Linked DNA regions of Mus musculus: all the other regions are linked to region 2. The links are chromatin loops, found by intact Hi-C in ENCODE. Cell type or tissue: left cerebral cortex. All regions are shown on one strand. Links, peaks and the distances in the headings refer to the core of each region. The heading gives the core; the rest is flanking DNA. Region 1 holds the start of Glipr1l1 (GLI pathogenesis-related 1 like 1). Region 2 holds the start of Glipr1l3 (GLI pathogenesis-related 1 like 3). Region 3 overlaps Krr1 (KRR1, small subunit (SSU) processome component, homolog (yeast)). Region 4 holds the start of Phlda1 (pleckstrin homology like domain, family A, member 1).

Region 1 (8,131 bases), core at 1,555-6,554, 100 kb after region 2:
ATCGATCTTCATAAGGGAAATTGATCTGAAGTTCTCTTTCTTTGTTGGGTCTTTGTGTGGTTTAAATATCAGAGTAATTATAGCTTCATAGAACCTATTGGATAGAGTATCTTCTGTTTCTATTTTATGGAATAGTTTGAGGAGAATTGGAATTAGGTCTTCTTTAGAGATTTGATAGATCTCTGCACTAAACCCATCTGGTCCTGGGATTTTTTTTTTTTTATGGTTGGGAGACTATTAATGACTGTTTCTATTTCTTTAAGGGGATATGGGAGTGTTTAGATTGTTAATCTGATCCTGGTTTAACTTTGGTACCTTGGATCTGTCTAGAAAATTGTGCATTTCATCCAGGTTTTCCAGTTTTCTTGAGTACAGGCTTTTGTAGTAGGATCTGATGAATTTTTTTGGATTTCTTGTTGTTGTTGTTGTTGTTGTTATGTCTCCCTTTTCATTTCTGACTTTGTTAATTAGGATACTACTGTCCCTGTGCCCTCTAGTGAATCTGGCTAAGGATTTATCTATCTTCTTGATTTTCTCAAAGAACCAGCTCCTGGTTTGGTTGATTCTTTGAATAGTTCATTTTCTTTCCACTATGTGGATTTCAGCCCTGACTTTGATTATTTCCTGCTGTCTACTCCTCTTGGGTGAATTGCTTCCTTTTGTTCTAGAGCTTTTAGGTGTCCTGTCAAGCTGCTAGTGTATGCTCTCTCTAGTTTCTTTTTGGAAGCACTCAGAGGTATGAGTTTTCCTCTTAGGAATGCTTTCATTGTGTCCCATAAGTTGAGTATGTTGTGGCTTCATTTTCATTAAACTCTAAAAAGTCTGTAATTTCTTTCTTTATTTCTTCCTTGACCAAGGTATCAATGAGGAGAGTGTTGTTCAGCTTCCACGTGAATGTTGGCTTTGTATTATTTATGTTGTTATTGAAGATCAGCCTTAGTCCATAGTGATCTGATAGGATGCATGGGACAATTTCAATATTTTTGTATCTGTTGAGGCCTGTTTTGTGACCAATTGTATGGTCAATTTAGAAGAAGGTACCATAAGGTGCTGAGAAGAAGGTATATCCTTTTGTTTTAGGGTAAAATGTTCCGTAAATATCTATTAAATCCATTTGTTTCATAAATTCTGTTAGTTTCACTGTGTTTCTGTTTAGTTTCTGATTCCAGGATCTGTCCATTGATGATAGTGGGGTGTTGAAGTCTCTCACTATTATTGTGTGAGGTGCAATGTGTGCTTTTAGCTTTACTAAAGTTGCTTTAATGAATGTGGCTGGCCTTGCATTTGGAGCATAGATATTCAGAATTGAGAGTTCCTCTTGGAACATTTTACCTTTGGTGAGTGTCTATACATATGTTACAACAATGAAAGAAATGGAGGTCATGAGTTTGAAGCCAGAAAGCAGGGGGGTATAGAAGGACTGGAGGGAAGAAATGGTTGGAGAAATATGATGTCATCATATTTTAATTTCAAAAAGAAAAAAGGGAATCTAAACCAAATTAGTGGGGTGTTAGCATGTAGAAGAAACTATAATGGGTTAAAGACACAGTAGTAAAGTTATCAAATTGATTGGGGAGAGAAAAATACCATAAACATAATAGAGACATCAAACTGGCATGATTTGAACATACTTCCAGTATGTTCTAGCATACTGTACTAGCAGGCAACTAGGAAGAGAAAACTATTGTGAGAAACAGCCACCCATGTTTTCCAAATGTATTTTAATCTATAGATTTAGTGTGGGGAAAGCTCAAGATTCAAAAGCACAAGGAATGTGTGAAGACCAAGGCACCTGACATACTTTGTGTAAAGTCGATCAAGACGTAAAAGCAACAGCAGGTGGGGAAAACGAGATCACAGCAGATTTCTTGAAAGTAATGTAAAAAAAAAATGTCAGTAGAGTCACATTGTCAAAGATTGGAAAAACTATACTCAGTACATGGAATCCCCATTAAGAGGAGGGTTTTTTTTTTTTATGGATTTAAAACAAATTACAAGATTGGCTTATAACTAAAGTGAACAAGAGAACTAATTAATAACTTGCCAAGTACATACCTGTGTATAATGGCCACACATTTCAGAACAGGTATTAAAATCAAAATTAAAATATTTACTTTCATTATACCAATTAATAACAACATCTTCTGGTTGGGTTTCAATTCTACCCAAATAAATATTTTCTCCAATAAAGTCATAGTCCTCAAGACATTCGTATCGTTGTTTGATACAGGGATTATGGGCAAGTTTGCACTCTCTAGTCCATGCTTTCGCTAGTTTTGCCAGCTGCTGGTCCCAAAACTGAAAAAAAATTTTAAAAAATATTCAATTGAATAGTACATATTTGGTTACAAATTTTAGTTAACTTTAGCCCTTTAGTAAAAGCAATTTTTTGTTGTTATTTGTTGTCTTAGCTGCTTTCTTATTACAAGCAAACACCTGAAAGAAACAGAAGAAGAAGTTACCTTGAAACACCATTTCAGAGGGGACAGGCATGGTTACTTGGCACCATGTTCCTGCCCTATCATGAGGCAAACATCAGGAGCTTCTTCAGAGTGAACAAGAAGCAACAAGAAACTGGAACAGAAAGTGACCAGGGCAAAGCCCAGGGGCCCTGCCCAAGTCTGCCCCTCCAAACCTGCCTCCTTAACCCTGCCTCCCCAGTCCCCACCTCACCAACGCCACCCACCTCATCAACCCTACCTCCCTAAAGACTAACAATGTACCCTCAGAAATGTAAGAAAATAGGACAGTTGTATGTATCACTGCAACAACAAAGGCCTCAACTCAAATTCTTCTTGCAATCCTTTTGTCTCAGGGATGCCAGCCCAATGTCCTCAACCTTGGCAGCTGCCTCCCACCTCAAAGTAATGTCACAGTCAAGCCTGCAACTTGTGAGACGCGTTCTCTAAAGTGTCTCCCAAGCCTTTTATGCCTTAAGTAGTAAAGATTTCGACAGATCATTAACACCTATGAGAAGGACACCCCTTTAGAGCACAGGAGCGAATTCCAGGAATATAACAGACTTGCATTGCTTCTCGGTGATATGAGATGTAGGATCCACCCCATAATCAGCATCCAAACGCTGACACCATTGCATACACTAGCAAGATTTTATCGAAAGGACCCAGAGGTAGCTGTCTCTTGTGAGACTATGCCGGGGCCTAGCAAACACAGAAGTGGATGCTCACAGTCAGCTAATGGATGGATCACAGGGCTCCCAATGGAGGAGCTAGAGAAAGTACCCAAGGAGCTAAAGGGATCTGCAACCCTATAGGTGGATCAACATTATGAACTAACCAGTACCCCGGAGCTCTTGACTCTAGCTGCATATGTATCAAAAGATGGCCTAGTCGGCCATCACTGGAAAGAGAGGCCCATTGGACACACAAACTTTATATGCCCCAGAACAGGGGAACGCCAGGGCCAAAAAGGGGGGGTGGGCGGGTAGGGGAGTGGGGGTGGGTGGGTGGGTATGGGGGACTTTTGGTATAGCATTGGAAATGTAAATGAGCTAAATACCTAATAAAAAATGGAAAGAAAAAAATTAAAACAACGCTTCTGCTCTCTAGCAGTCAGGCCAGGAGTGCTTCAGGCCCCACCAATAATCTGTGATGCTTTGTACAAACATTTTGAACATGATTTGTAAATAAGCCACAATGTCTTACCCTAACTGGCCTTTCTCGAGAACGACAGATGGAGCTGCAATGCCATTTTCCAAATCAGGGAAATCTCTGCATCTTACCTATCCAGATAGACCATGACTATCATATGTCATGCACAATGACCCGTGAGGTTAAAGCAATTAACTTTCAAAATTCCATTGTCATAAAAGGAGTCAAGGGTGATTCTTTCTTTTCTTCTGAGGGGGAAAAATGCATCTACTAACACGTTAAAACGAATTCTTGTCTTGGTAAACCATGTTTCATCTCCCTCCCCTGCATAAACTCATTGTTCTGAACATAATTCCTTTTCTTTCTCACCAGTTGATTCATATCAGCTGCCGGGGGCTGGACCTTGCGTCGCAGTTCATTGTGGATGTTGAGGAATGCATCTATAAATTTCGGATCCGTGATAGTTGGCACCCTAGGAAGATCTTTGCCGAATGCCTTGGGCAGTCTGCTGGCTATCAAATACAGAACTAATGTCCATAAAAAATTAAGTTTCTTCTTCAGGGCCATGGAAGGATGTCGTGGATACCCCTAGTGAATGTGCAAGAACAGAGATTACACTTTAAACTGGCTCTGTCTTCCCATTAGCCTGGGGAATGTGTTCAAGGCAGCCAGTGTTGCCATGGAGACTGAAGCATGGCACGTTCTGAGCAGCTAAGCCTTAAATTCTGAGGAAAGCCTGAGGCGCCCTCTGGTGCATGGTTCGAAGTACCCAACTAGCTTTCTGAAGAGCCAACCCAGACTCACTGTGGAGAGTGCTTGGACTGGGAAAAGACTGATTGTGAAAACACTACAGGGTTCTGACAATGGGGCTGGCCTGTGCTAACAGAAGAGTTTGTTGTATGTATTGTCGCAGACGATTTAGTCGCTGCGCTCAGTGAACAGAGGCAGGAGCAATAGGCTCTCTGTAAGTGTGAGTTTGAGGCCAGCCTGATCTTCATAGCAGATTCCAGGCTAGGCAAGAGTTGAGACCCTGTCAGGCTACAGGGAGAGAAATGCAAATAACTTATGAGTTTCTTAGACTCTGTTTTCCATGTCTAGCTTTTAAAAATTTATTTAAAATAAACTGCATCTTATTTTGTCTCTTCCTCCAGATAATGGGAACATGGAAGAGGCAATTGGCGAACTCTGGGGCATCCTGTGGTTTTTCAATTACTCCCTTGTCAAACATCCAGGAATTCCCTTCTCAGTGACTACCTAGGAAAGTAAAAATGCTATAGGCATGTGGAAAATTAGAGCCAAGTAGTTTTCTTCTAGTCAAAATCTTTCTTTGGGATAATTTAGAATCTGTGCCCTGTGCGATGACTAGCAGATTCCAGATCATTTTTATTGTAAGGACTAGGACTATGCACTGAGTATGTTGCTTGCTCACCCTATTGAAAATGAAGTGTAAGTCAACTTCATTTGGTTTAATGCTTTAAATCTGTCAGTTATTCTCTAGTAAACCCCACGTTACCTCTAACGTCTAGTGATATTTTCAGTATTTATAGATGAATATATTTCATACTCAGGTTGTTTAATTTAATGTTTAGGTTATTACAGTGCCATTTAATTCAGGCTAACACATTAAGACCTACCCTGTGTTCTTCCCTAGACAATTTACCACACAAACAAAGCAATCAAAAACTTATTTTGATGAAACTAGTTACCAAATTAAGATATTAAGTAAAAATGAACGAGGAAACACATGAACACAACCAACAAGAACAAATCCAAGTATCCTAACAGAATCGCTACAGAGATAGAAAGGACATGTTGGTGGTCTATTATCAGCTGATGGGGGCTTGCTACGTGTACTGCTGTGGTGTCGCACGCATAGGCAAACTGAGTTTCTTATACTCCATACTCCAATATAAATATAGATATGCACATTCTTACATATCCAGCCAGACATATAGGACCATACCCATTCCTGTGTATATATCTCCACGCCTCATCATTATGTAATCTGACCATAGCTGACACCCAGGTCACATTTGGGTATCCTTTCTTCATTCAGAGGTATCTACCAGGTTGACAAGGGTGCTCCCCAGAGGCATCTATCAGGGTGACTCCTTGCTTAGTCTCTTGTGCTCCTTGCTACCTTCACAGAATGTGCTTTTAAATCTTTCGTCATGTTCCTGCAGTTCCTACCTGAAGGCCCCGTTTTTCTCATTGGCTCAATTGCTAATTAAATTGATGTCCTTTTCCCTAGGACCTGCCCCCCAGGCTGTGCCCTTCACATCAAAGGTGACTCTCCCTTCTTTACTGATTTTTCTCTAAATCTAAAACAGGCACTTTAAGCCTCCAGTCAAAGTTTGTTAACTAAATAAAGAAACACGCATGCTATTATTACACTACGTGTGTTTTAACGTTCTTCACCGTGGAAACTGTTTCTTATTTGCAAGGCCTAATAAACACTTTGGATTCTGTCTGTGATGTTGTTATTAGACGCGTTCTCACGACCGGCCAGGAAGAACACCACAGACCAGAATCTTCTGCGGCAAAGCTTTATTTCTTACATCTTTAGGAGCAAGAGTGTAAGAAGCAAGAGAGCAAGAAGCAAGAGAGAGCAAGAAGCAAGAGAGAGCAAGAAGCAAGAGAGAGAGAAAACGAAACCCCGTCCCTCTTAAGGAGCATTCTCCTTCGCCTCGGACGTGTCACTCCCTGATTGGCTGCAGCCCATCGGCCGAGTTGACGTCACGGGGAAGGCAGAGCACAAGTAGTCATAAGATACCCTTGGCACATGCGCAGATTATTTGTTTACCACTTAGAACACAGGATGTCAGCGCCATCTTGTAACGGCGAATGTGGGGGCGGCTCCCAACATCTCCCCCTTTTTCTTTTAATAAGAGCAAATAGGCCACCCATATTAATGAGAGTGGAGATAGAGGTCAAATCCCCAGTGTGTAGGTAAAGGAGCCATGTACAGGATTAGCTCTTAGGCTTACAGGCTTTTACCCAGAGCAACCCTGACCTGCTCCCGTGTCGTTTTGCCTGGGGGAAGGGAACTAGGACACTGAACCTTCATGAAAGATGACATGTCTCCCTAGAATAGGCTCATATATGCCGCAGAGCCTTTCCATTGCAGTGCTTAGCCTTGCAACTCTCTCGGGCTGCTGAAGCACACTCACTCTATCCCGTGCAATGAGTCTAGCCTCATGGGATATAAGAGCTGAGTGGCCAGCGACCTATTGCCTAAGCATAGATATCCATATATCAGGGGGAGCTCCATGTTCTAGTCCTGCAAGCGCCTGGGCAATAACCACCTTGTCTCTCCTAGTTTGGGCCTTAAGCTTACAGACCAATCAAAGAAGCAACACTAATCCACAGCAAAGTGTATCTCCAAATAATATTAATCCCACCCATTTTTTAAAGAAAGAAAATGCTGAGGAGATCCAATTGGGTAATCCTTTGGTCAGGGACAGGTCCAAGCGCGTGGAGTTGACCTGAAGTCTCAATTCCCGAAGGATCTGTTCAAATTCAGCCATCCAATTCTGTAACATATACTGAAAAAGACTTTTTGACAAATTAGCTGTCCTAGTAAATTTAACATACTGAATGGAAATAACACACAATCCCGGAAACTTTTGTTCACATCCCTGCTGAGTTATTTGTCATAATACATCTAGTTGTATCTGGACAAGATCTATGAGTTGATTAACCAGCATGAGACCTCCCTGTATCTTGACATTAGCTGAGGCCTGTTCATCTATGACTGTAGTCACTGAGGCTGACAAAGTGTTAATGGTGTCAGTTGTCTGGACCTGTCCAGACAGAGCCAAGGCTGTCTGAATTAAGGCTAAACCCAGTTCCCAGTTAGTGGTAAAAAAGCAGGAGAATACTTGAGCATTATACATCACCGTCATTGGGAGTGGAAATGTCGACATTATCCCCCAACGCTGCTCTCTCTTTATTATTGACGCCCTGGACATCACCAAGACGAGGGACATTAGTATTCCCTTGGTCAGTCTGGATTTTTCGGGTGAGTCTTTCTGGTACCCAAAATGGGTTGTCTTCATCCTGTGGGAAAACACAGATAGCTCCCCTGGATCTTATCAAAATAGGATCCGGGCCATACCATTTATTATCAAGGACATTTTTCCATTTAACCATCTCATTGGGCCTATCTGGCTCTGAACAATGACGTTCAGCCGCAGTATGGCCATGAGCATCAATATTTAAAAAATTGAGTGTAAAGAGTGCCAAAGACACCGACACTCTTGGTGCTCGGGGTACAGTCTCCTCAAAAGTTCCCCTCTTCTGTTTTATAAGATAGGCTTTGAGGGTGCGATGCGCACGCTCAACAATACCCTGTCCTTGAGGGTTGTATGGAAGTCCAGTCAGGTGGGTTACGTCCATCTGACGGCAGAACTGTTGGAATTTTTGAGACGTATAAGCTGGTCCATTATCAGTCTTAAGGAGTCTGGGTTTCCCCCAAGCACTCCATGCCTCAAGACAATGTTGAATCACATGTGAGGCTT
Region 2 (8,131 bases), core at 2,003-7,002:
GCCTCTAATACCAGTAGTCTGAAGGCTGAGAGGCAGGCGAATCCCTGATTTACAGAGTGAGTTCCAGGACATCCAAGGCCACACAGAGAAACCCTGTCTCCAAAACAAAAGAGATAAAACAAACAAACAAACAAAAATCCGACCAACAGTATAATTAGTAATTTTGTATAAATCGTAATAATTATGTAATAGTATATATGTATATAAATTCTGCTTGTTAAATGAAGTCTCTATCTGTCCTCAAAATTTTACATGTTTTTATTTTGACTTTTGGAATGTTAAGCGTACACATGAGGTTCTATCTTCAAAGGAAGGAGCACTCTAACTGTTTTTGCCTAGGAGCTTGGAGCTGGCATGAATGTGCTTCCAAGCCAAAGCCTGGTGGCCTTTGCACTATCTATGTGGCTAGCGACTTTTCTGACACTGCGTCTTCCTCCAGACCCTTATTGTAAATTAATTTTTCTCAGTCAGCCTATGGTGCCCACCCTCATGGACTTTACAAAGAGCTTCAGCATACCCAGGTCTGATCAGTATTTAGCTTACTTATTATTTAGCTTAGTATTTATTTAGTATCTCAACATTTTCGTGTGCTTTGTTGGGGGGGGGAAGGCGGTTACTTTAATCAGCACCAGAATAATTTTCACCAAATTGTGTTGATCAGCAAGAGCTGTTGCTAGGAGGTAGTTACTATTGTTGATTAATGTCTTTGGTGCCTTTAACCACTGAGTCACGAAGGCTTCATTCCCTCCTTGTCTCTTAACAGGGACCACTTCCAACTCCAGCTATTCACTCCTGGTAAGTGTATCCCGAGCTTTGAATTTGTTCATGCAAAGTCAGAACACACATGAAAGGAAAGACATCTGATCCAGTTCATAAACAAGGAAGCGATTAATAAATACAGTTCAGTACTTAAATTCGTGAGGGACAGGGACTGAGTCCACCTTGAGTCCGTGGTGACAATCCACCCAAGGTCTGAAACTGAACACAAAGTCGTTCCTAATTCAATTTAAAGCTTACTTTACAGTACCTGGAGTGCTCCCAAAGGAATCTACTAGCTCCTTTTTCCAGGACTCAGGGCCACACTAGGGAGCAAGGCAAGCTGACTTGACCTAATAGTGTTAGCTCCTTACACCCCAAATCGAAAATAGAAGGACTGGAAGCTGTATAAACCATGGTGATTCCTTCCACCAAGAACTTCCTTCTGAAAGCTTACCCTTGGCAAACTCAGGAGCAGGTCCCAGAAAACACAACAGTCTAGACCAGAGTCTCTGGTTGCTAGGCAACTGGAGTTGGTTCCCTAGGCCTCCTGGCCCTCTCCAACTTCCCCAGTAATAAAAGGGACTTTGACTCCACCTCTGGGCCCGAATCTGTACTCTAATCCTTCCACTCCTCTGGCTGCCTCTACAGTCTGGACAAACACCCCTACACTAGCAGACAAACCCACCTGGAGTCCAAAGGCTTTCTTTCTTTTCTTTCTTTCTTTCTTTTTTTTTTTTTTAAAGTGTAGCCTCCCAGACCAAGAGCTCAAATCTGAGGTGTGATAAACCCTGGCCTGGACTACAGTAGGGGACTCATGCACAGCAGGCTTCTCCTGCACCAGGAGACCAGCAAAACCCGGCAAGGATCACAGTGGATCATTCATTTAGTGGAATTCCTTTGAACATTATTTCACAGAGCAACTACCATTATGTCCAGAGTCCAATTTGATATTCGAGGAGAAAACAACCATAAAAATATCCTGTATCCCAGACTATCACCAATTTTCCCACCAAAATCTTACCTATGTTTGCAACATCTTTGGGTCTCAACTACCTGTCCATAAAGGGACAATGTTAGCTTGAGTAGTTGTACAACTCTACGCCAATAACAATAAGTGGTATCTTTCAATGCAATCTCAGATCTGCAAATATTTTGAGGCTTAAGATTCTAAAATTTTAATATCTTTTGAAAAATCAACTTTCTCCAAAACAGGCACATTTTAAACAGTTTCACATTCAAATTTCAAATATATTTTGTGGGTTTTAAAACTGTAAACTCTTTGCAACCCCATAGGAAGAACTACAATATCAACCAACCAGACACCCCCAAAGCTCCCAAGGACTAAACTACCAACCAAGGAGTACACATGGAGGGGTCCATGGCTCCAGTTGCATATGTAGCAGAGGATGGCCTTGTAAGGCATCAGTGAGAGTGGAGGCCCTTGGTCCAGTGGAGGCTTGATGATTCAATGTAGGGGAAAGCTAGGGCCCTGAGGCGAGAGAGGGTAGGTGGGTCAGTGCAGGAGCACCCTCATAGAGGCAGGAGGAGAGGGTAAGGGATAGGAGGTTTGTGGAGGGGAAATTAAGAAGGGGGGTAACATTTGTAATGTAAATAAATAAAATAACCAAATTTTTTAAAAAAAGGAACTCTGGGGTGGGGACACAGCTCAGGTGCCTGGCATGGTTAAGGAAGATGATTTGACCCCTGACAACTTCAAAAAGTTAATATGATGATCAATCCCAGCACTCAGGAGGTTGAGGCAGGAGGCTGCGAAGTCTAAGATGATTCGCAGCTATGTAATAAGTTGAAGGGCAACAGGCTGAGCTACATGAGACCTTGTCACAAAAGAAAGAAAGAAAAAAAAACATAAAACTTATTAGGACCTGCCTGCTTGCTCCTCTCCCGCAATGCTGGGGTTAGAGGTGAGCATATGTATTATACATGGAGTTGATGGGGGTGCTGGGGATTCAAACTCAGGCTGTAGACTCTCACCCCCTGAGCTGCCTGCATCCACTACATTTTCCTTTGAAGTTTATGTTTTACTTTCAACATTTATTTGCATAGTGTTCCCTGCATTCAGAATATGCTGAGCCCATGGAATCTGCTAATACACCAAAGATTAGAAGTAAGGCACAGAAGCCTGTCTATCGCTGCCTCTTATGTCACAGACAGAATCCAAAATGTTTATTAGGCCTTGCAAATAAGAAACAGTTTCCACGGTGGGTGGGTGGGTGAAGAACGTTAAAACACACGCAGTGTAATAATAGCATGCGTGTTTCTTTATTTAGTAAACAAACTTTGACTGGAGGCTTAAAGTGCCTGTTTTAGATTTAGAGAAAAATCTGTAAATAAGGGAGAGTCACCTTTGATGTGAAGGGCACAGCCTGGTGGGCAGGTCCTAGGGAAAAGGACATCAATTTAATTAGCAATCAAGCCAATGAGAAAAATGGGGCCTTCAGGTAGGAAGTGCAGGAAGATGAGGAAAGGTTTAAGGACCCGGGTGTCAGTCATGGTCGGATTACATAATGAAGAGGCGCTATATACACAGGAATGGGCGTGGTCCTATCTGTCTGGCTGGATGTGTAAGAATGCACATAGCTATATTTATATTGGAGTACGGACTATAAGAAACTCAGTTTGCCTATGCATGCGACACCACAGCAGTATACATAGCAAGCCCCCGCCAGCTGATAATAGACCACCAACATGTCCTTTCTAACTCTGTAACGATTCTGTTAGGATGCTTGGATTTGTTCTTATTGGTTGTGTTCCTGTGTTTCCTCGTTCGTTTTTGTTTCATAACTTAATTTGGTAACTAGTTTCATCAAAATAAGTTTTTGATTGCTTTGTTTGTGTGGTAAATTGTCTAGGGAAGAACACAGGGTAAGTATTAATGTGTTGCCTGAATTAAATGGCACTGTAATAACCTAAACATTAAATTAAACAACCTGAGTATGAAACATATTCATCTATAAATATTGAAAATATCACTAGACGTTACAGGTAACTTGGGGTTTACTAGAGAATAACTGACAGATTTAAAGCATTAAACCAAACGAAGTTGACTTACACTTCATTTTCAATAGGGTGAGCAAGCAACATACTCAGTGCATAGTCCTAGTCCTTACAATAAAAATGATCTGGAATCTGCTAGGGCATCGCACAGGGCACAGATTCTAAATTATCCCAAAAAAGGATTTTGACTAGAAGAAAACTACTTGGCTCTAATTTTCCACATGCCTATAACATTTTTACTTTTCTAGGTAGTTACTGAGAAGGGAATTTCTGTATGTTTGACGAGGGAGTAATTGAAAAACCACAGGATGCCCCAGAGTTCACCAATTGCCTCTTCTATGTTCCCATTATCTGGAGGAAGAGACAAAAGAAGATGCAGTTTATTTTAGATAAATTATTAAAAGCGAGGCATGGAAAATAGAGTCTAAGAAACTCATAAGTTATTTGCATTTCTCTGCCTGCCTGACAGGGTCTCAACTCTTGCCTAGCCTGGAATCTGCTATAGAGATCAGGCTGGCCTCAAACTCACACTTAAAGAGAGCCACCCGATCTTGCTTCTGTCCACTGAGTGCAGCGACTAAAACGTCTGCGACAATACATACAACAAACTCTTTTGTTAGCACAAGCCAGCCCCATTGTCAGAGCCCTGTAGTGTTTTCACAATCAGTCCAAGCACTCTCCACAGTGAGTCTGGGTTGGCTCTTCAGAAAGCTAGTTGGATGCTTCGAACCATGCACCAGAGGGCGCCACAGGCTTTCCTGACAATTTAAGGCTTAGAAGCTCAGAACGTGCTATGCTTCAGTCTCCATGGCAACACTGACTGCCTTGAACACTTTCGCCAGTCTAAGGGGAAGACAGAGCCAGTTTAGATTGTAATCTCTGTTCTTGCACATTCACTAGGGGTATCCACGACATCCTTCCATGGCCCTGAAGAAGAAACTTAATTTTTTATGGACATTAGCTCTGTATTTGATAGCCACTAGACTGCCCAAGGCATTCGGCAATGATCTGCCTAGGGTGCCAAGTATCTTGGATCCGAAATTTATAGATGCATTCCTCAACATCCACAATGAACTGCGACGCAAGGTCCAGCCCCCGGCAGCTGATATGAATCAAGTGGTGAGAAAGAAAAGGAATTCTGTTCAGAACAATGAGTCTATGCAGGGGAGGGAGATGAAACATGGTTTACCAAGACAAGAATTCGTTTTAACGTGTTAGTAGATGCATTTTCCCCCTCAGAAGAAAAGAAAGAATCACCCTTGACTCCTTTTATGACAATGGAATTTTGAAAGTTAATTGCTTTAACCTCACGGGTCATTGTGCATGACATATGATAGTCATGGTCTATCTGGATAGGTAAGATGCAGAGATTTCCCTGATTTGGAAAATGGTACATTGCAGCTCCATCTGTCGTTCTCGAGAAAGGCCAGTTAGGGTAAGACATCGTTAGGCTTATTTACAAATCATGCTCTAAATGTTTGTACAAAGCATCACATATTATTGGTGGGGCCTGAAACACTCATGGCCTGAGTGCTAGAGAGCAGAAGCGTTGTTTTAATTTTTAACAATCATGCTTGTACATCTCATATCACCGAGAAGCAATGCAAGTCTGTTATATTCCTGGAATTCGCTCCTGTGCTCTAAAGGGGTGTCCTTCTCATAGGTGTTAATGATCTGTCGAAATCTTTACTACTTAAGGCATAAAAGGCTTGGGAGACACTTTAGAGAACGCGTCTCACAAGTTGCAGGCTTGACTGTGACATTACTTTGAGGTGGGAGGCAGCTGCCAAGGTTGAGGACATTGGGCTGGCATCCCTGAGACAAAAGGATTGCAAGAAGAATTTGAGTTGAGGCCTTTGTTGTTGCAGTGATACATACAACTGTCCTATTTTCTTACATTTCTGGGGGTACATTGTTAGTCTTTAGGGAGGCAGGGTTGATGAGGTGGGTGGCGTTGGTGAGGTGGGGACTGGGGAGGCAGGGTTAAGGAGGCAGGTTTGGAGGGGCAGACTTGGGCAGGGCCTGGGCTTTGCCCTGGTCACTTTCTGTTCCAGTTTCTTGTTGCTTCTTGTTCACTCTGAAGAAGCTCCTGATGTTTGCCTCATGATAGGGCAGGAATATGGTGCCAAGTAACCATGCCTGATCCCTCTGAAATGGTGTTTCAAATAACTTCTTCTTCTGTTTCTTTCAGGTATTTGCTTGTAATAAGAAAGCAGCTAAGACAACAAATAACAAAAAATTGCTTTTACTAAAGGGCTAAAATTAACTAAAATTTGTAACCAGATATGTACTATTCAATTGAATTTTTTTTTTTCAGATTTGGGACCAGAAGCTGGCAAAACTAGCGAAAGCATGGACTAGAGAGTGCAAACTTGGCCATAATCCCTGTACTTCAAAACAATATGGATGTCTTCTGGACTATGACTTTATTGGAGAAAATATATATTTGGGTGAAATAGAAACCCAACCAGAAGATGTTGTTAATAATTGGTATAATGAAAATACAGATTATAATTTTGTTGATAATACCTGTTCTAAAATATGTCGCAATTATACACAGGTATGTACTTGGCAAGTTATTAATTAGTTCTCTTGTTCACTTTAGTTACAAGACAATCTTTTTATAATTTGTTTTAAATCCATTAAAAAAAAACCTCCTCTTATTGGGGATTCCATGTACTGAGTATAGTTTTTCTGATCTTTAACAATGTGACTCTACTGACATTTTTTTTACATTACTTTCAAGAAATCTGCTGTGATCTCGTTTTCCCCACCTGCTGTTGCTTTTACGTCTTGATCGACTTTACACAAAGTATGTCAGGTGCCTTGGTCTTCACACATTCCTTGTGTTATCGAATCTTGAGCTTTCCCCACACTAAATCTATAGATTAAAATACATTTGGAAAACATGGGTGGCTGTTTCTCACAATAGTTCTCTCTTCCTAGTTGCCTGCTACCAGTACTGGTAGTATGTTCAGATCATGCCAGTTTGATGTCTCTATTATGTTTATGGTATTTTTCTCTCTGCAATCAATTTGATAACTTTATTACTGTGTCTTTAACCCATGATAGTTTCTTCTACATGCTAATGCCCCACTAATTTGGTAGTTTCCTTTTTTTTCTTTTTGAAATTAAAATATGATGACATCATATTTCTCCATCCCTCTTCCTTCCAGTCCTTCTACACCCCATTGCTTGCTGGCTCAAAACTCATGACCTCCATTTCTTTCATTGTTGTAACATATGTGTAGACACTCACCAAAGGTAAAATCTTCCAAGATAAACTCTCAATTCTGAATATCTATGCTCCAAATGCAAGGGCAGTCACATTCATTAAAGATACTTTAGTAAAGCTCAAAGCACACATTGCACCTCACACAATAATAGTTGGAGACTTCAACACCCCACTCTCATCAATGGACAGATCCTGGAAACAGAAACAAAACAGATACACAGTGAAACTAACAGAAGTTATGAAACAAATGGATTTAACAGATATCTACAGAACATTTTATCCTAAAACAAAAGGATATACCTTCTTCTCAGCATCTCATGGTACCTTCTTCAAAACTGACCATATAATTGGTCACAAAACAGGCCTCAACAGATACAAAAATATTGAAATTGTCACATGCATCCTATCAGATCACCACAGACTAAGACTGATGTTCAATAACAACATAAACAATACAAAGCCAACATTCATGTGTTAGCTGAACAATACTCTCCTCAATGGTACCTTGGTCAAGGAAGAATTAAAGACTTTTTAGAGTTTAATGAGAATGAAGCCACAACATACACAAACTTATGGGACACAATGAAAGCAGTCCTAAGAGAAAAACTCATAGCTCTGAGTGCCTCCAAAATGAAACTAGATAGAGCATACACTAGCAGCTTGACAGTACACCTAAAAGCTCTAGAACAAAAGGAAGCAAATTCATCCAAGAAGAGTACAAAGCAGGAAATAATCAAAATCAGGGCTGAAATCAACCAAGTGGAAACAAAAAGAACTATTCAAAGAATCAACCAAACCAGGAGCTGATTGTTTGAGAAAATCAACAAGATAGATAAACCCTTAGCCAGACTCACTAGAGGGCAGAGTGTCTATATGCTAATTAACTAAATCAGAAATGAAAAGGGAGACATAATAGCAGATCCTAAGGAAATCTGAAAAATCTTCAGATCCTACTACAAAAGCCTATACTCAACAAAACTGGAAAACCTAGATGAAATGTACAATTTTCTAGACAGATAAAAGGTACCAAAGTTAAATCAGGATCAGATTAATGACCTAAATAATCCCATATCCCCTAAAGAAATAGAAATAGTCATTAATAGTCTCCCAACCAAAAAAAAA
Region 3 (8,131 bases), core at 1,741-6,740, 180 kb after region 2:
GGGAGCAAAAGCGACTGCAGCTCTGCCAATCCCATGGTTCTTTGCTGCCACCTCTGTAGCAGCCTGGCTCACAGAAGCCAGGCTGGGTAGGGCTGCTTAGAAGGGAGGGGGAGACATCATCTGATAAGCCAGATACCCGGCTGAGACTTTGGTGTCCTGCTGGGTTGGATGAGAAACTGCTACCTCCTTCATCATAAACAAACTACTTTAATTAAAAGAAATACTTTAATTGCATTATTTACAAATCATATTTTAATCTTTAGTTTCAACCATAGCTCAAAACCAGATTCATCTGGTAGTTGTGGCATGTTTTTTTTCAATCATCCTGGTAATATGTCTTTTGTACAAAAATTTACATATCAAGTTCATATAAAAAGACTGAAAAATATCTTATTGATACTGCAGCCAAAACTGGACTGATCTTTGAAAATCATTGTACTTAAAGCCAAATCAAGGTCACGGTTGTAAAGAATTAGAAACACAGCTTCCCCTACACCTAACTTTTTCTTAATTCTGGTTTTACAGTTAACCCACGACGAGACCAGGTCTCACGTATGTATGCAAACCTTAAGCTGTTTTCCCGGGGCACTATGCAGGCTGGGTTAGCACAGCATGGGAAACTGAGTCCACTCTTCTTCGTTTCACAGGTTACTACTCTGTCGATTATCCAGACTGGCCTATATACCTGCGTAACAGATACACATCTCTCTTTCTCATTGCTAAGTCGGTTCTCCTATTACTGTCTGTTATAATTACCATCTGGGTAAAGCACAAATATCCTAACTTGGTTCTTTTGGACTAAAGCTGTGGTTGGGGGACAACTGAATCACATGCGGCTATTTAAAAACTTTTCAATAAAATCTCAGTCAAAAGAATTTCTTCTAAGTCTACAGAGTTAACTTGTCTTTCGGCATTACGAATACAGACTGACCAGGTTGCCATAGCAAGGACTGCAGCGAGTAACGCACGCCCAGGAAATCTCAGATTTCCAGATCTGTAATACTCATGTTGATAATTCTAAATCCAATTGCCCTCAAGAATTCTTGCTGCTCTTGCAAAGCCCAGTGTCTGATATCCAGTCCCCACACTGTCTCACTACCACCTACACCTCTAGTTCCAGTGGAGTCTATGCCCTCCTCTGGCCTCAGTGGGAGAAGGGACCCACATGCTTACTGCAGGGTAAGATACCCATATACATTTTCCTGGTACCATTTCCTCACTCAGAACAGTGACAGATTTGATTTAGAGGCCTTGGATTTTCTGTTGTTGTTTTTTAAATCCTGGAGTAAAATAATAAAAGAAATTAAGTGGAAATTTTGCACGTATTTTCCTCAAAACCAAATGTTCTGAGTATTATGAAGACCAACCAATGGCAACAAACATTGGATTTGATGACTCATTCCAAAAATCTATATAATTTAAAATAACAGATATTCCTAAAACAGCTAGGCAAAACTTGCCTGGAACCAGTTGGGCACAATGTACACGTAGGCATCTACCTCCTACGTATTTATATTTACAGAGCATACGGCCACAAACAGAAGGAAACTGGTCATGATTTCCTGAGTCTGACTCAGCTAAAACCTTCGCATCTCAAAATCCTTTACAAAAGGAAACACCTTAGAAAGTTCGGGATTTTTTCCCAATGCTACTTTTTTCTCTTCTGCTTCTTTTCGTCAGCCTCCATCTTGAGCTTAACTTCCTCCGCTGTAAGAGCGCCCAGTTTCTTCGTCTTTGCTTTCTTAACCTTTTCCTTGATAGCAGCCACATCAATCTTAGTTTCGGTAGAAGCTGCAGAAGTTTAAAACAGACACAAATGTCATATTATATTTTTAAAGGTCATCTATGAAACAGAGACATCTAAAAACAGTTGGTCCCTCCAGTTGAGCACAACCATACAGATGAAACCCCATGTTGGTCCCTCCAGTTGAGTACAACCATGCAGATGAAACCCCATGGCTGACAGCATACTTAATTCAGTCACAGTCAAACTCATTCTTTACACGTCACGTGATTTGTACACATTACAAACAATTTTGTACTTTGGAACTTTATTCATTAGGAAGCCAATTTTCCATACTCCACACAAAGCATTTTAAAATTATATTTCATGAAAAATAAATATAGAGAGATCCCTTCAGTAACTCTAACAAGGCTTATCAAATTAAGCTAGAAGTATTTTAACATGATTTTGTTAGTAAAAACTGTAATAAACTGTGACAGCATTTAGTGGTCTTTTTTTTTTTGGTTTTTCGAGACAGGGTTTCTCTGTGTAGTCCTAGCTGGCCTCGAACTCATTTTGCAGACCAGGCTGGCCTCGAACTCAGAAATCCACCTACCTCTAGCTCCCAAGTGCTGGGATTAAAGGCGTGCGCCACCATGCCTGGTTGCATCTAGTGGTCTTAACAGGCCAAACTATTTTAAGGCTGAACTAAATACAAAAAACAATTTTAAAAGGATGCAACTTTTTTCTTAGCATGAAAGAATTAAAACTTAGAATGTACCATCCAAACAGCCTAGACACTGGAGGTACAGATATTTTAAACCTCCACTCTATAGGGCAACTACATCTTTAATCATTGATGGTTACACAGCTACCAAAGTACTTAAAAGTGGGTTTCCCACCTCCTTGTGCTGAGGTTGGCTTTGCAGTTCCTCTGACAAGTGCTACAGAGTCAAGAAAATGGAGGACAGAGCAGAATGAGGCCAGGTGTGGTTAAGCGATGACCTGAGGTTTTTCCTCCTGACAGCTTTTCATCTTTTTTTTTTTAAGATTTATTTTACTTATATGAGTACACTATAGCTGTCTTCACACACACCAGAAATCGGCATCAGATCCCATTACAGATGGTTGTGAGCCACAATGTGGTTGCTGGGAATTGAACTCAGGACCTCTGGAAGAGCAGTCAGTGCTCTTAACCACTGGGCCATCTATCCAGCCCTCCTCTTGACAGCTGATTATTAAGACCTTACGCTGATGAGAAGTATGTGTTAACACAGAAAGGAGCTTTTAAGCCACAGCTGGGAAAGGCCTCTCCAGTGTGGCAACAATGTTTGCATGTCTTCACAGAGATGACATGTGGCTCTGGGGTTACATCTTTCCCAATAAGGAATCTAACCCCAGCCCAGGACAGCCACGCCTAGATTATAAAAACCTTGAGGGTCACTTTTGCCTAGGCTCGTGAGTAATTAACCCAGCCGAGGAAGCCCGTTGTTTCTTAGAGGCTGACATGCACTCTGGGGTTGTTTGTCATAGACCACGGACTTCTTACCTTCCTTTGGCTTCACAGCTGGCTTTTCCTTAGGTGGAATAAACGCTTTGTTTCGTTCTTCCTGCCTCTTTGTAAGAGCTTCTGCTTGCTTAGCCTACATCGGTGAGAAACGCCTTAGTGAAACACAACTGATAACAAACTGTGCTGTTGATGCTGCGTGGAATCTGAAAAATCCTTACCTTTATTGCTTCCATTTTCTGCCGCTTCTTCTGACTCGCCTTCAAAAAGTATTCACCACTGGCCAATTCTTTATCAATCTATTAGAAACAGTATTTACAGTTAGACCAGAAATAATGTAGACAAGGGAATTCCCTAAGAAGTCACAGAGTCCTTGGGGTTAGGAAGAGTGTGGCATCAATTAGTGACTGGTCACATAAGAGGTAAATACAAACTGAGGTTAATGCAAATGTGGAGCTAGGATAGAAGGCGTGTTTGTGACCCACACAGCTGACTAATTCAGGTAGGATCAAATGTCAGAGTGTCAGCAAGGTGTGAAAAGCAATCAGATGAGTCTGGGGGAACCTGAGACTCCAAGAAGGCAGAACGATCTTAGAAAGGATAGAAGCTATGGCACAAAAGAACAGTGAAAGGCTCTAGGCCAGGTGTGGCTGTGCAGGCCAGGTGTGGCTGTGCATGCTTTTGGTCCACCCCCCGGGGAGGGTAAAGCAGGAGGACAGAGCTCAAGGCCAGCCAGGGCTACAGGACTACACCCTGTCACAGAGGAGAGGGGAGAAGCTAAGAGGAAGAGGGGACCCAAACAAAGCCACTGTCTTAATTCTTGTACTTTCTCACTTCAAAGTCCCTTGAGGTCAATGTCATCACCTCACTTAGGCATGAGGACACGGACCCACAGTCAGGTCATATAAAATATCTTACTCACAAAGAGGTGTGAGCACAAGTCAAGGCACTGCTGTTTCAAGAAACTTACGGGGCCTCTCCCTTCACAAAGAAGAGACAAAGTAATGGGTGTTCAACCTTGTTTTGGGCACATGGGGTATCAACAAGAGAGACTGAAGCACTATAATATTAGAAAGCCCAGAACAGTGGGTGTCACAAAGGGGGTGCTAAGGTTCCTACCAACTTTCCTGTGGAGCTGCTGGGCCAACATCCCTGACTAGTCAGATATAAAACAAAAAACCCACAGGGCAACGACCAATACTCACCAAGAAAAGAGGTAAGACCCAAATAAAACTATTAGGAAAAGGGGGAATATTAAAACCCACATTAACTAAATACAAAAGTTCGCTAGCAGTTATTACACAACTACATGTCAATTATAAGACTTGAAGGGAAACATGCTCTAGGCGTTTATAAATCTGTCAGTGACAAAGAGACTAAATGAGTATGTCTCCTAATAAAAGGGAAAAAGCCCAGGACCACCGAATGGCTTCAGTGCTGAACTTTTAAACTTTCAAGAACTGACTGTTTTCAGTCAGCACGGCACCAGAGGCCGGTAAGTAGGCAGTCCATCGGTTTATGGATTCAGTTACATAGAAAATGCTAAGGCTGCCATGGAAACATTGAAAACTGATGAGTGAACCCAGGAGAAGATACAGAATCAGCAGTCAAAGCCCTTAGCTTTTCTATCCCCAGTAACAAATTTACTAAAGTCAAGGGCATCCAATCTTTTGATATATGACACCATACACCCATCTACAAAGGTAGTGGCTGCACTCATGGTTATCCAGGGAGACGTGAGCAGAAGGCTGGGAATGCTGGGAAGCTACCTTACTCACTAGAACCAGCTTCAACACACACGTGCGTGCACACCAGCAAACTTAGTAAGAAAGCACAAGACCTCTACAATGAACACTATAGACCACCAATGAAATGGCTGAAGATAGAGATGGAAAGATCTTCCCTGTCAATGGATTCAAGGAATTAATAGTGATGAATGTCCACGTCACCGACAGCAAACTATAGTCAATGCAATTACTGTTCTTCACAGATGGGAAGAGACAATCCTAAGTTCATATGGAAGGACAGATCTTTAGTCACAATCCCTGACTTAGCAAGGAGCTGTAGATGTATAAAGAGCAGGGTACAACCCTGATATGTAATGGTGCTCCTTTGGCTCCCACTCTCCTTCCTTCCCAGAACAGATGATGCCACTGCTGGGCATGTCCACTGCTACGAACACCATTCTCACTAACACCCCTGCCCCAGCCACTGGCCTTAAGGGTTTCCCTGAAACCCCAAGCACAGGTCAATGAGGAAGGGAAGACGGTGGGCAGAAAACGGTTTATGTTTAAATGAGAAACAACATAGTAAAGACTGAGTACTGTGAGATACAGGCAAAGAAGGGAAGAGTCAAACCAGATCCCAGAGAAGTGGAACTCCAACTCAAGCACAAAAAGAGACTTTACATGGGTCAGGAAATGCGAGACAAGGAGAAGTCTAAGGAACTCTTTTCTGATGACCTCAAATATTCCAGAGCTGTACAATGCTGGGATCTGCCGGGTGTGGGACGGAACAGAAAGGGGACACAAAGGACTGCAACGTAGTTAAGGCCTAGCAGAAGTTGGAGACACAAACTTTTAGTGAATTTAATCCAATTTCTCCACTTTAATTTTTTTGCCTAACTCTAATTTGAGTTTTCCTGGGAGGGTGTGGCTAAAGAATGTTCATATGAGAAAGAGAGGCGGAGAGGAGAGGGGCTCCTGGCTGTGTGTGTGAAGGAGAGGACCAGAAGACAGCTGACAAACAAGGAAGGAACCTGCAGCTCACAGCTACGGCAACAAATGCATGTGGAGGTAAGACTTTACAGTACGTGGTCAAAATGTGAAACCCCTAGGCAGCTTTTAGCTTCATGGTCCTGGCTGCCTGACACCCCCTCCCCCAACACAGTTTACTCACAACGGGATGCCCACTCCCCGACCCTTGCTATCAAGTTCTCACGTCCTAACACATGCACACCCACAGCCAACCCAAACTCTAGTGTTTCCAAACCCAGGATACTGCAGTTTCACCCGCACCCAGCATTCGCCGCTGGCCACTGACCTGACTCTCTGGCTGTGGGGGCGGGAAGGGCGTGTACTCCTTCTTGACACTCTTCTTCTTCGGTTCCTTGCGTTTATTCACATTTTTGTGCTTGAACTGTGGCAAAAATCTTTCCCAACTTTGTGATCGTAACTCGGAATCTTTTGCCAACTCCCGTTTAATCATCAAGGTCTTTAGGCACATACATATAAATAAAACTATGTATTTTAAAATTCATACATTATCATCATCATCATCACATTGCTTCTAAAAGTAAGGACAAGCTTCTCGTGTTCAGAATGAAACCAACTGCAACGAAACTAAGCCTGCACAACCAGCCAAATACCAGAAACTCTAAGTCTAGATCAAACGAAGACATCATATGAAAGCGAAGCCCAGCTTCCCTGCCATCGTCCACTAAATAACAGGGGGAGTTGGTGCTTAGTTAGCTGTTGCTTCCAGTGAGTGGGAAGCCTTCAGTAGCAACTGAGGTATCCTAAGTCCCAGGAATTTAAAATCACTTTTACCCGCAGCTTCCTGAAATGTCAGCGCATCCCCCACAAGCACCCATCAACACTATGGCTGCATCAGTGTCTCCCCACACACGGTGCAAGCATTAACTCCCAAAGGAAGCTTTCATGCAACCTGAGAGTCCAGACTTTGACACAGGCAGAAAATCTACTGATGCCGCCTATCCTCAGTCCTGAGCGGCCTCTCTTCACTGCACTGGAATGCTACAATGAAGGACAGGGTCTCTTTCCATAGATTTTACGAGGGAGATACAATCTCCAAAGAGGGCCAGGGTAGAGAGTGGTGGGACAAATTTTATCCCCAATTCTCTACATATTACATTTTCATACAATATTTAATTTTCAGTTTGTGAAGTAGAACTCTGACAATCACTAATTAATAATGTATAAACAAGACTCACTTTAATGTTATAAATTGGATGGATATTCTTCATGGTATCAAGGACTACTTTTCGAACCTGCAATTTACAAAGAAAAATGAAGCGGTCACAAAGATTTCAACAGACTGGACAGAAGAGGGGTAAGCTCCTGTAAACTCTCCTGTGAATCAGTGTCTATGGCCACACCGGATCCCATGAATCAGAGTCTATGGCCACACCGGATCCCATGAATCAGTGTCTATGGCCACACCGGATCCCATGAATCAGAGTCTATGGCCACACCGGATCCCATGAATCAGAGTCTATGGCCACACCGGATCCCATGAATCAGTGTCTATGGCCACACCGGATCCCATGAATCAGAGTCTATGGCCACACTGGATCCCATGAATCAGAGCCTATGGCCACACCGGATCCCGTGAATCAGTGTCTATGGCCACACCGGATCCCATGAATCAGTGTCTATGGCCACACCAGATCCCATGAATCAGAGTCTATGGCCACACTGGATCCCATGAATCAGAGTCTATGGCCACACCAGATCCCATGAATCAGAGTCTATGGCCACACCAGATCCCATGAATCAGTGTCTATGGCCACACTGGATCCCATGAATCAGAGTCTATGGCCACGCTGGATCCCATGAATCAGAGTCTATGGCCACACCAGATCCCATGAATCAGTGTCTATGGCCACACCAGATACACTTTAACTGTTCTCAGTGGTTTCTCCATCTTCTGTGACAGCAGTCAACTGTTTCAAACAAAGCATGTCTCATGACTATGACCATACAGTAAATAACTAACAAAGTACCCAAGGCCCTACAGGTACTACTGATTAGGGCAAGACAGCTGGATTTAGAGTCAAAAGACGAGGGTTCAAATCCTGGCATAGGGGCTACAGCTCAGCAGGAGAGAGCTTGCCTATTGTGCACAAGGCTTTGGGTTTGATTTCCAGCACTGCAAAAATA
Region 4 (8,131 bases), core at 1,345-6,344, 660 kb after region 2:
GCGGGTAGGAGTGGAGCTGTTGGGGTTGGGGTTGGGGCTGAGGTTGGGGCTGAGGTTGGGGCTGGGGTTGGGGTTGAGGCTGGATCTGCGGCTGGGGCTGGGGTTGGATCTGCGGCTGGGGCTGGGGTTGGATCTGCTGCGTCTGCGGAGGCTGCTGCTGGACCAGGTGCTGCTGCTTCTGCCTGGTAGACTTGACCGCCAGTATGGCCTGGCGATTTTTGTACTGCACCATCTGCAACGTGATCTCGGCGTTCCAGCCCTGGTCCTGGGGGCACCGAAAGTCGATCTCTTTGCCCTCCGTCATCACCACAGTGAAGTACATGTACTTGCCCTTGCGCTCCACGCAGTCTACAGTCTTCATATTGGAAAAGTGCAATTCCTTCAGCTTGACTGGTGGCTCAAGGCTGGCGACGGTGGGGCCACTAGGTTGGGACGGTTCGGCCGTCCCCTGCCCGGGCTGTTGCTGCTGCTGCTGCTGTTGTAGCTGCTTGGGCGGTATGAGCAGTAGCCCTTCCTCGGTGAGGATGCAGCACTTTTTCTTCCAGAGCTGCAGCAGCCCGTCGCTTCGCTTTTCCAGCACTCCTTCCTTCAGCGCCTTGCAGCCGCTGTTCTCCAGCATCCTTCCGGCATAAGGGGTGCTGCTGCTCCGCTCGGCCTTCAGGCTTCCAGACGCTCCGGCTGGGGGTAGCAGTAGCAGCCCTGCGCCGTCCTCGCCCCAGCGGCTTCCGCGGCCGCCCGCCCGGAGCGCGCAGAGAAGGCTGACTCGCAGGAGACAGAGCGGTGGCGGCGGCGGCGGTGGCTCGGGGTCCCGGCAGAGGGACAGGCGCGTCCTGACTCGCCACAAGATCCCGGAGCCGTGAGCGGGCTGCTCTCTGCCGTCCTCCGGCGAGCGCTCACTGAAGGGCACTGGCCGGGGCCCCTCGCGGCGCTTTTCAATGGGCCACCCTCCCCACCCCCGAGTGACACCCAGCGGAAAAGGCGGCTCCTGGCGCCCGCGCCGCGGGGGAAAACCCAGCTCCGAGAGGCGCTCGGCAGCCGGCGTACGCCTCATTAACTTGGGGCCTTCCCAGAGCCCGCCGCGGACACGCCCCCCGCCGCCGGCTCCGCCCCAGCCCCGCCGCCGGCTCCGCCCCCGCCCCGCCCCACCGCCCACGGCCGCCCGCGCCGCCTGGAAGCAGGTTCTGGAAACTCCTGGAGGCTCCACGCGGTCGCTGAGGTCGCCGCGGCTGCCGGGCGGCGACTGCCGACGCCCAGAGGGCGCCGAAAAACCATCCCCCCACGGACCGGCCCTTCCTTAGCAGGTGGGCTCTCCGCTGCGGGGGTGGGTAGCAGATCCAGGCAGGCCTGGGGAGCCACCCCTGGGGTCAACGCGGAGCCGACTCCAGACAAGGGCATAAAACTTAGGGGACGAAGTTCCATAGCGGGCATTACCCCCCCCCCCCCCATAGCTATGTAAACATCTCAGGGAACAAAACCCAAGAGTGCTTCGAGCTTTTTTGTTGTTGGTGTTGTTCAGCCATTAAATAAATAGTTGTTCCTGGGGGCAATTAGCTAAGGCAAAACAATAAAGCTACCAGTTTGTAGTGACAGGGAAATAAGGGTGGACTCACTCCAGGTATACATTCTTGACTTCCTTTCCTGCCACAGAACACAGGCAAAATAGCCAGACTCACCAAGCGGTTTTTGTTTTTGTGAGTGTATGTTTTGCTTGTGTGTGTGTAGTACGTATTGTATGAGAACGCAGGTCAGAAATCAGCAGATCCCTAGAACAGGTTCTGGGAATTGAACCTCTGCGAGGAGTGCCATCTCTCTAGGCCCTCGGGTTTCCTTCTAGATCAGACCTTGCAGTCCACAGCAGTAGCAGGGTAGGCAGATGTCCAGCATTGGGAGGTCATACACACAAGCCTTGGCGAATGTCCTACAAACACCTGTGGGAATCTGACTCTGGAAAGTCCTAGTCTCCGTCTTGCCTTTAAACCTTTCCTGATAAGGTAGACTATAAAGCACAGATCTAGTCTCCAGTTTGGGAAAATAACCTCTAAGCCTCCTCTCACCATAAGGAGATAGGACAAAACAGGCTGTTGGTCAGACAAGGGCTGCTGCCACACCGCCAGGAAGAATCAGGAATCCAATCGAAGAGAATGTCGAGGATGAACTATTCAAAGTCTTTCGTGTGTCGTGCTATGAAACTCGAACTTAATCTGAGAGCTAACAGAAATGTCTTCTCGAAAACAGAGTTCTTGGACCTTCACCCAAGGTTCTGATCAAATGGACCAGTTCAAAAAAAACAATTCTGAGTCTTACATTTGGACTCATTTTACAGCCTTTCGTTTTTGTTCCCCATTCCCCCCCCCCCCCAAAAAAACAAATGTAAAGATTTCTAATGTGATCATGCATAAGCATTATCTTTGTGTATACCAAGAATAGACTTGTAATTCTGATTACTAACCACCTTAATTTCTTTCCCCCACCTCTGTAGAACAGGTCAGCACTCCAGAGTTCCTATACTACCAGCTGTCTTTTTTCAGCAGAACAGCATTCTCTTGTTATCTGGAAAGTGCATTTATAGTATCCAGAGTCCCTAAAGCCAGGTAGAGGTTTGTAGCCAACACAGAGAGGCATAGTTGAGAAAGGTATCCCATTTGGAAAAGCACTGAACTGTGAACTGTAGCCCAGTTTACCAGGCACTATTTTTCCTAAAACAGTTGCAAATGCCCAGTCATCATAGATTTCCAACGTGTTCACTTCATTCTGACTAAAGACTTTAAAATTCCCTGATTCCCTCTGGCTGTTTCACAATTAGTATTTCTGTGGTAAGCTATGTGTACATTGACCACAATAAGTTCCATTATTGGAAATTTAAGTTTCAGAATTTTGTAGCCTGAAACTCTGCTCTGTTTATTTCAACTGCCACCTCACTTAACTGGCTAGAGAGACTTTTTCCTAAAGAAAACAAACAAACAAACAAAATCCTCAAAAGATAAATCGTCAGAAAATGCAGGAAACATTAAAAATGTTTTCCTTTACATAATTAATGGTTCATTCAACTTGTTTTTAAGGTGTTCTGTTTTCCACCTTCCTGGCATAGCCAAGTACTTATTGCCAAAGAGTGAAGCAGATTCCCCAAGCTAGATACTCAGTAGCTCTTATAAACGCCTGATACTCAGTAGCTCTTATAAACGCGCCTTTGACTTTAAGAACTGATCACGGAAAATGGGATATTTTACTTAAAAGGACCCTGAAAAGAAAACTCTAGTTACCATGTAACTAGGAATCAGTAAACATACAAAAGGTCTTCTGGGATGAACTGGTTTAGACACTAGAGCTCCAAGCCTTAGGACCCAATTTCATGAAAATGTCTACTCAGGACACACCCACTGAGGACTCTAAATACACCACCTACATGGCAAGCAGAGAACGAATGCATTCATCACCAGCACCCTGCACTCTGATGGACAAGGGGCCTAGACAGCTCAGAGGGCGGGAGGGAGGGAAGCAAGGTCGGGTGTGGGCAACAGACCAGCTCCGTGCACAAGCTGTGTTCTGCCGTAATCCCAGACCTCGCTTCCCAGTTTCCTGTGTCATCAAGGTTTTTTTTTTTTTTTAACTACTTCAACACATGGGTCATAAAGATTGCAAATGCGTTGAGAACACGTGCCTTTCACCATTCTTTCCTCTCAGTACCTAGCCAGCAAACCCTATCTGCACTTGGTGTATCTTTAAAACGTACTACAGCACGCACTAAACTTGACTCATATTATTCCCTAATTACCATATACATTGAATCCCATGGGGCTTGGAGTTTTTTAGCAATAGTGTTAGGTATTCCTATACCAGCATCCCAATGCCTGCAAGAGTAACAAGAGTGGACAAAATGGCTCAGATGTTACAGTTGCTGGTCTTAAAGGCTATGGCATACTTGCCACCCCACTATATGCACAAAAAAAGTTAAAAAGCTACTATACAATGAAATTATCAGGTATTTTATCAGTGTTTAAAACACAAATAGTCCCACCCACATTGATAAAACCCAAGATTTCCCAACTATTTCCTAGTTTTCTTGGGGGGAACCCTCAAAAATTAATTTCTAACTTCTAAAGTCTATTAATTTTTAATAGACTTCTCAGGGCTATAGCTTTTTGCAGTACAGGCTGATGAGCTGATGCCCCCTAGTGACCAGTTTATGTAGTGCACCTGAACGCCTCAAGAGGCGTTCAAAGGAGGTAAATCTTAAATCACCTAACAGCACCTACAGTGACTGAGGTTTGCTCTCTGGCAACACCCACCCTGCCAGCGTTCTGTTTCATGGAACAAACAGTGCCCATAGCACCTTTTCTTTCCCTTTTCTTATGCTGGCCATGGGACCTAGGGCCTTGTAAATACTCATCTCTAGCCCACCTGCCCAGCTCCAAGTACTAGAGAAGATTTTTAATTACCTTCTACCCGGACCCCCATGAGACTCTCAGCCCCTGCAAACTAGCCTTTAGTTTTCACTCCTTGCAGGCAACCCTTCAGAAGGGGTAGGCAGGTGAAAGTCGAAGTGCATCTGCACACGGCACAGAACACATCAGCATCTGGCATCTTCAAACTGGAGCTCTAGGCGGCTGCCTTGAATACTGGGCAGCACAGCATTCAACGGCCTCCAAGCAATGCTAACGCCACTGCCTTTCCCAAACCCTGCAACCTTTTGTCACCCAAAGCTTTAAAACTTCACCTTAGGCTGCAGCTAATCCCTTCCTAATTTTATTTCCTATCAAAGTTTGACCAGCACCAGGCATGCCTCGGTGTGCAGCTCCTGGGGGCAGGGAGACCTGGGAGTTTCCAACCTGCTCTACACAGTGAGGCCCAGGCCAGTCAGACCTACACAATGGGAATTTTCAAAAAAAAGTTAACAAACTGCACTTCACTAAACACCCAAGTAACTGCTTAAGCTTTCTTCAATCTAAATGGCAGCAATTATTACTGTCATTATAAATTCTTTCCCAATTCATACCAGATTCTACTCTGTGTTTTTTTATCCATTTGAACAACCAACCTCCGCATGATACTGAAAACATCAAGTACTAAGTCCAAAATCACACAGGACTGATACACACAGAATAGGCATCTCAGAAGATAGTGTCACAGGCCAGGAGACTATCGGTGTCAGGCTGACGATAGGACAGTGGAACTGACTTTATTTTCCTTCTGTCTTCTCAGGATACTACCAAAGAAATTACACAGAAACAGGCTAAGCTAAACTCACCTTAAAACTGAAAGTAGCAAACATGGAAAGCTTTCAATAGGGCCATGGCTTTTGTGCCATTACCCAGTCTAATAGTATTTATGTGTACTTATGCCCCCGTTACCTAGCAAGACTCTGGCCTTTGAAACCACGAAGTAAAAAATTTAGAACCACCTAAGATCTTCCAAAGTATGCTCACAAAGTAAACCAACCAAATTTAAATATACTTGTTTGATACCAACAAACAAACAAACAAACAAATCCAGTTACATCAGGTTCTAGATATATTAATGTCAGGTATTAAGTATTGACTATTGCTCACAAATGGGAGGTGGGCTCCAAAGCCCAAGTTTAATCATGTTACCCACTTATGATGTATCTTTTTTTAATAAAAAAGTTGTATTTACTTAGCAGTCAACATGTCAACAAAACAGCTGCTTTTTTTGCAATCAGAGTGGTATTCCGTTAACAGAATAATTATCTTCATATAAGCTGCATCAGAGACAACTGAAGACAAAACAAACAAAAAAAGATAAAACCAAAAAAAAAAGAAAAAAGAAAAAGAAAAAAAACTGTCCCCATACATAATTTGTGCCGTGCTTTAAATTTCCATACCAATTTACAACCCCTAGACCGTACCAGGCAAGGTTAGTGGCTATTGAAAATACCACACCAAGACAGGGCTATCTAAAGACACATTCAGTAGTGTGTTAACTACAAAAATAAAAGACACTGTACAGTTTAAAAACAAATCTTACACAGACTTACAGTTTTTTTTTTTTTCTTTAAAAGGAGTGAGTTGTGTACAGGGGATTAAATGCTTTATAGACAGGGGGGAAAAAAACTGTCCTAAAACCAACTTATTCATCCCATCATCTTTGTCTTGCTCATCCTTTTCACCTTCCTTTTTTCTTGCTCTTTTCAGCCTTGACCACCCCCTTTTTCGCTGCATCAGGTTTTCCTTTAGCTCTGTAGGCAGCAATATCCTTCTCGTACTTCTCCTTCTGCTTGGCAGCTTTCTTCTTATGGGGCTGCTTGTTATCCACTGCAGTGTTGTTCCACATCTCTCCTAGTGTCTTTGCAACATCACCAATGGATAACCCAGGATGCTGGCCTTTGATTTTGGGGCGGTACTCAGAACAGAACAAGGCGAAGGCCTCTTGGAAGCACTGGGTCCTTGAACTTCTTTTTTGGTTACCCCTTTGGGGGATGGAAGTGAAATGTAATTTTTCATTTCTCTTTCATAACGAGCCTTGTCAGCCTTTGCCATATCTTCAAATTTCCCCTTTTCTTTAGCAAACATGGTCTTCCACCTCTCTGAGCACTTCTTGGAGGACTCTGAGTTGACAGAAGCATCCGGGTGCTTCTTGTGCTCCTCCTGGCAGGTTTGCATAAAGAACACACATGAGGACATTTTGCCTTTTGGCTTCTTAGGATCTACTTTTTTCTTCCACAAGCGCTGTCTCTATGGAGCTCAATGTACTGCAATCTTGTGTGTTTATACCTGGCCATTAAAAGCATTATGGTACAGATTATTCGAGTTTGCATAAATTTTTATTATTCTAACAGAGGAACTTCCTAGATGTCAACAAATACCATTTAGAGGGTAGGGGACAATCCAGAAGTCTGTATTTGTAATGTACTATCCGACACCTTAAAACCTCCCAAGAAAAAGCTTACCTAGCACAAAGGCTGCTTTTTTTGTTTTGTTTTGTTTTAAAGACTATGCTTTAACGACTGTATGCTTGAGGGGTATCTGCCATCTCCCTTGGACAGGAGTTATGCAAAGACCCTGTGTAGGTGCTGGAAAAGGATCAGGTCCTCTGCAAGAGCAGCAAACACTTTTTACTGAGCCATCCCTCCAGGCCCACCCAGGCTACATTTCTAAATAGCATTCACTCCCCACTTCAAGAAAAGAAGTTTCTCAACGATAGTCAGCCAGCACTTTTAAGAAATGAGAACTATAATGAGCCTGAAAAACTTGAAGCCTCCTTAATGTAGTCTACTATATACAAAGCCAAAAGCACTGCCCATCAAGCCTGTGATCATGTGTTTAAAAAAAATAAGTTGAAATTTAATATTTTTAAACATATGAAGTGCAGCACAAACTGGATCACCACCTCACATCCTTGCGCACTGAGGCTGTCCTGAGCCGTCACACGCAGGCTCGCTCTCCTAGGACCTCCCCTTGGGAACACTGGTTTGGTTCCTTTAGCCAAATGCCAGATTCCCGACTTATCCCTACCCCAAGTTTTTATCGAGGCAGAAATTATTCTACCAAACCACAGAATAAATGTTGGGCTTGTCACTTGCATTTTTGATCACTGTTCCCAATTCCTTTTAAGTTAAAAATGTAGTTTCAACATACTACCTTTAAACAACTTGAGCTTTATATGGATTTTAAAGTAAAGTCAATAACTCACTTCCTGTTTGTTGTGTCCAATTTCTTTGATATCAAAACATCTGTCAACTTCTTGAAAGATGAAAAATCTGAAGCTACAGTAAGATGTCAAAATGAATAGTCTACACAGTATGTAAAAATCTGAGAAAAAAATCTTTAAATGAAAATTTCTACTCCAACAATGTTTTCATCTCTCTAAAACAATGTGACAGCCCATAATTAGTCCCAGAGTCTCCGTTTTTAATGCAGGCTAGTTTAATGTCTGAGTTTATAACCAGCAGACACAAACCCCACCTCTCACTATCAGCACAGCTTGTCACTGACAGGTACATACGCTTGCTTAATTAACTTAATTAACTTAATTAACTGCATAGTTAAATTACCTAACACTTTAAAAATTGAGTTTATAACTACCAAATTAATAAACAATGAATTTTTAAAGTGATCAGCACGTTTTCCAAACTCCCTATAAATTATGCTTCTTCTAAATTATATTTTGTATATCT

What was found. Peaks named below come from ENCODE experiments on the same cell type or tissue, not always from the same donor. Only the 100,000 strongest peaks of a DNase experiment are listed, where the experiment ranks them.
Region 1: it touches region 2 in a loop (9-fold over the local background); 17 of 42 quality-filtered maps call a loop at or near these places.
Region 3: a loop joins it to region 2, with 5 times the contacts of the local background. A loop is called at or near these places in 9 of 42 quality-filtered maps.
Region 4: a loop joins it to region 2, with 6 times the contacts of the local background. A loop is called at or near these places in 2 of 42 quality-filtered maps.

Annotation. Positions count from the first base shown.
Region 1 is chr10:112,056,357-112,064,487 of GRCm38, reverse strand. It overlaps Glipr1l1 (GLI pathogenesis-related 1 like 1), which reads right to left and starts at 4,299. Exons shown (of 5, transcript NM_027018.1): 1 at 3,981-4,299; 2 at 2,056-2,298. The coding sequence starts at 4,178. In left cerebral cortex, for the core only: a CTCF peak has its summit at 4,357 (motif pointing left); a DNase peak (open chromatin) is centred at 4,329.
Region 2 is chr10:112,156,771-112,164,901 of GRCm38, reverse strand. Glipr1l3 (GLI pathogenesis-related 1 like 3) reads left to right here and starts at 4,575. Exons shown (of 5, transcript NM_001374031.1): 1 at 4,575-4,893; 2 at 6,092-6,334. The coding sequence starts at 4,696. Caps2 (calcyphosphine 2) reads right to left here and starts at 1,281. Exons shown (of 18, transcript NM_001310675.1): 1 at 1,214-1,281. In left cerebral cortex, for the core only: a CTCF peak has its summit at 4,521 (motif pointing right); DNase peaks (open chromatin) are centred at 3,318 and 4,540; H3K4me3 peaks cover 394 bases.
Region 3 is chr10:111,978,199-111,986,329 of GRCm38, reverse strand. It overlaps Krr1 (KRR1, small subunit (SSU) processome component, homolog (yeast)), which reads right to left. Exons shown (of 10, transcript NM_178610.4): 6 at 7,183-7,239; 7 at 6,273-6,443; 8 at 3,452-3,529; 9 at 3,273-3,366; 10 at 1-1,791. The coding sequence ends at 1,649. Glipr1 (GLI pathogenesis-related 1 (glioma)) reads left to right here. Exons shown (of 6, transcript NM_028608.3): 5 at 526-552; 6 at 648-882. The coding sequence ends at 802. Among named protein-coding and RNA genes, the nearest start is that of Krr1, 9.6 kb to the right of the region's middle. In left cerebral cortex, for the core only: no CTCF peak of the experiment used is centred there; no DNase peak of the experiment used is centred there.
Region 4 is chr10:111,499,325-111,507,455 of GRCm38, reverse strand. It overlaps Phlda1 (pleckstrin homology like domain, family A, member 1), which reads right to left and starts at 1,170. Exons shown (of 2, transcript NM_009344.3): 1 at 1-1,170. The coding sequence starts at 1,051. It also overlaps the pseudogene Gm5176. In left cerebral cortex, for the core only: a CTCF peak has its summit at 4,169 (motif pointing left); DNase peaks (open chromatin) are centred at 1,895, 4,189 and 4,518; H3K4me3 peaks cover 189 bases; H3K27ac peaks cover 341 bases.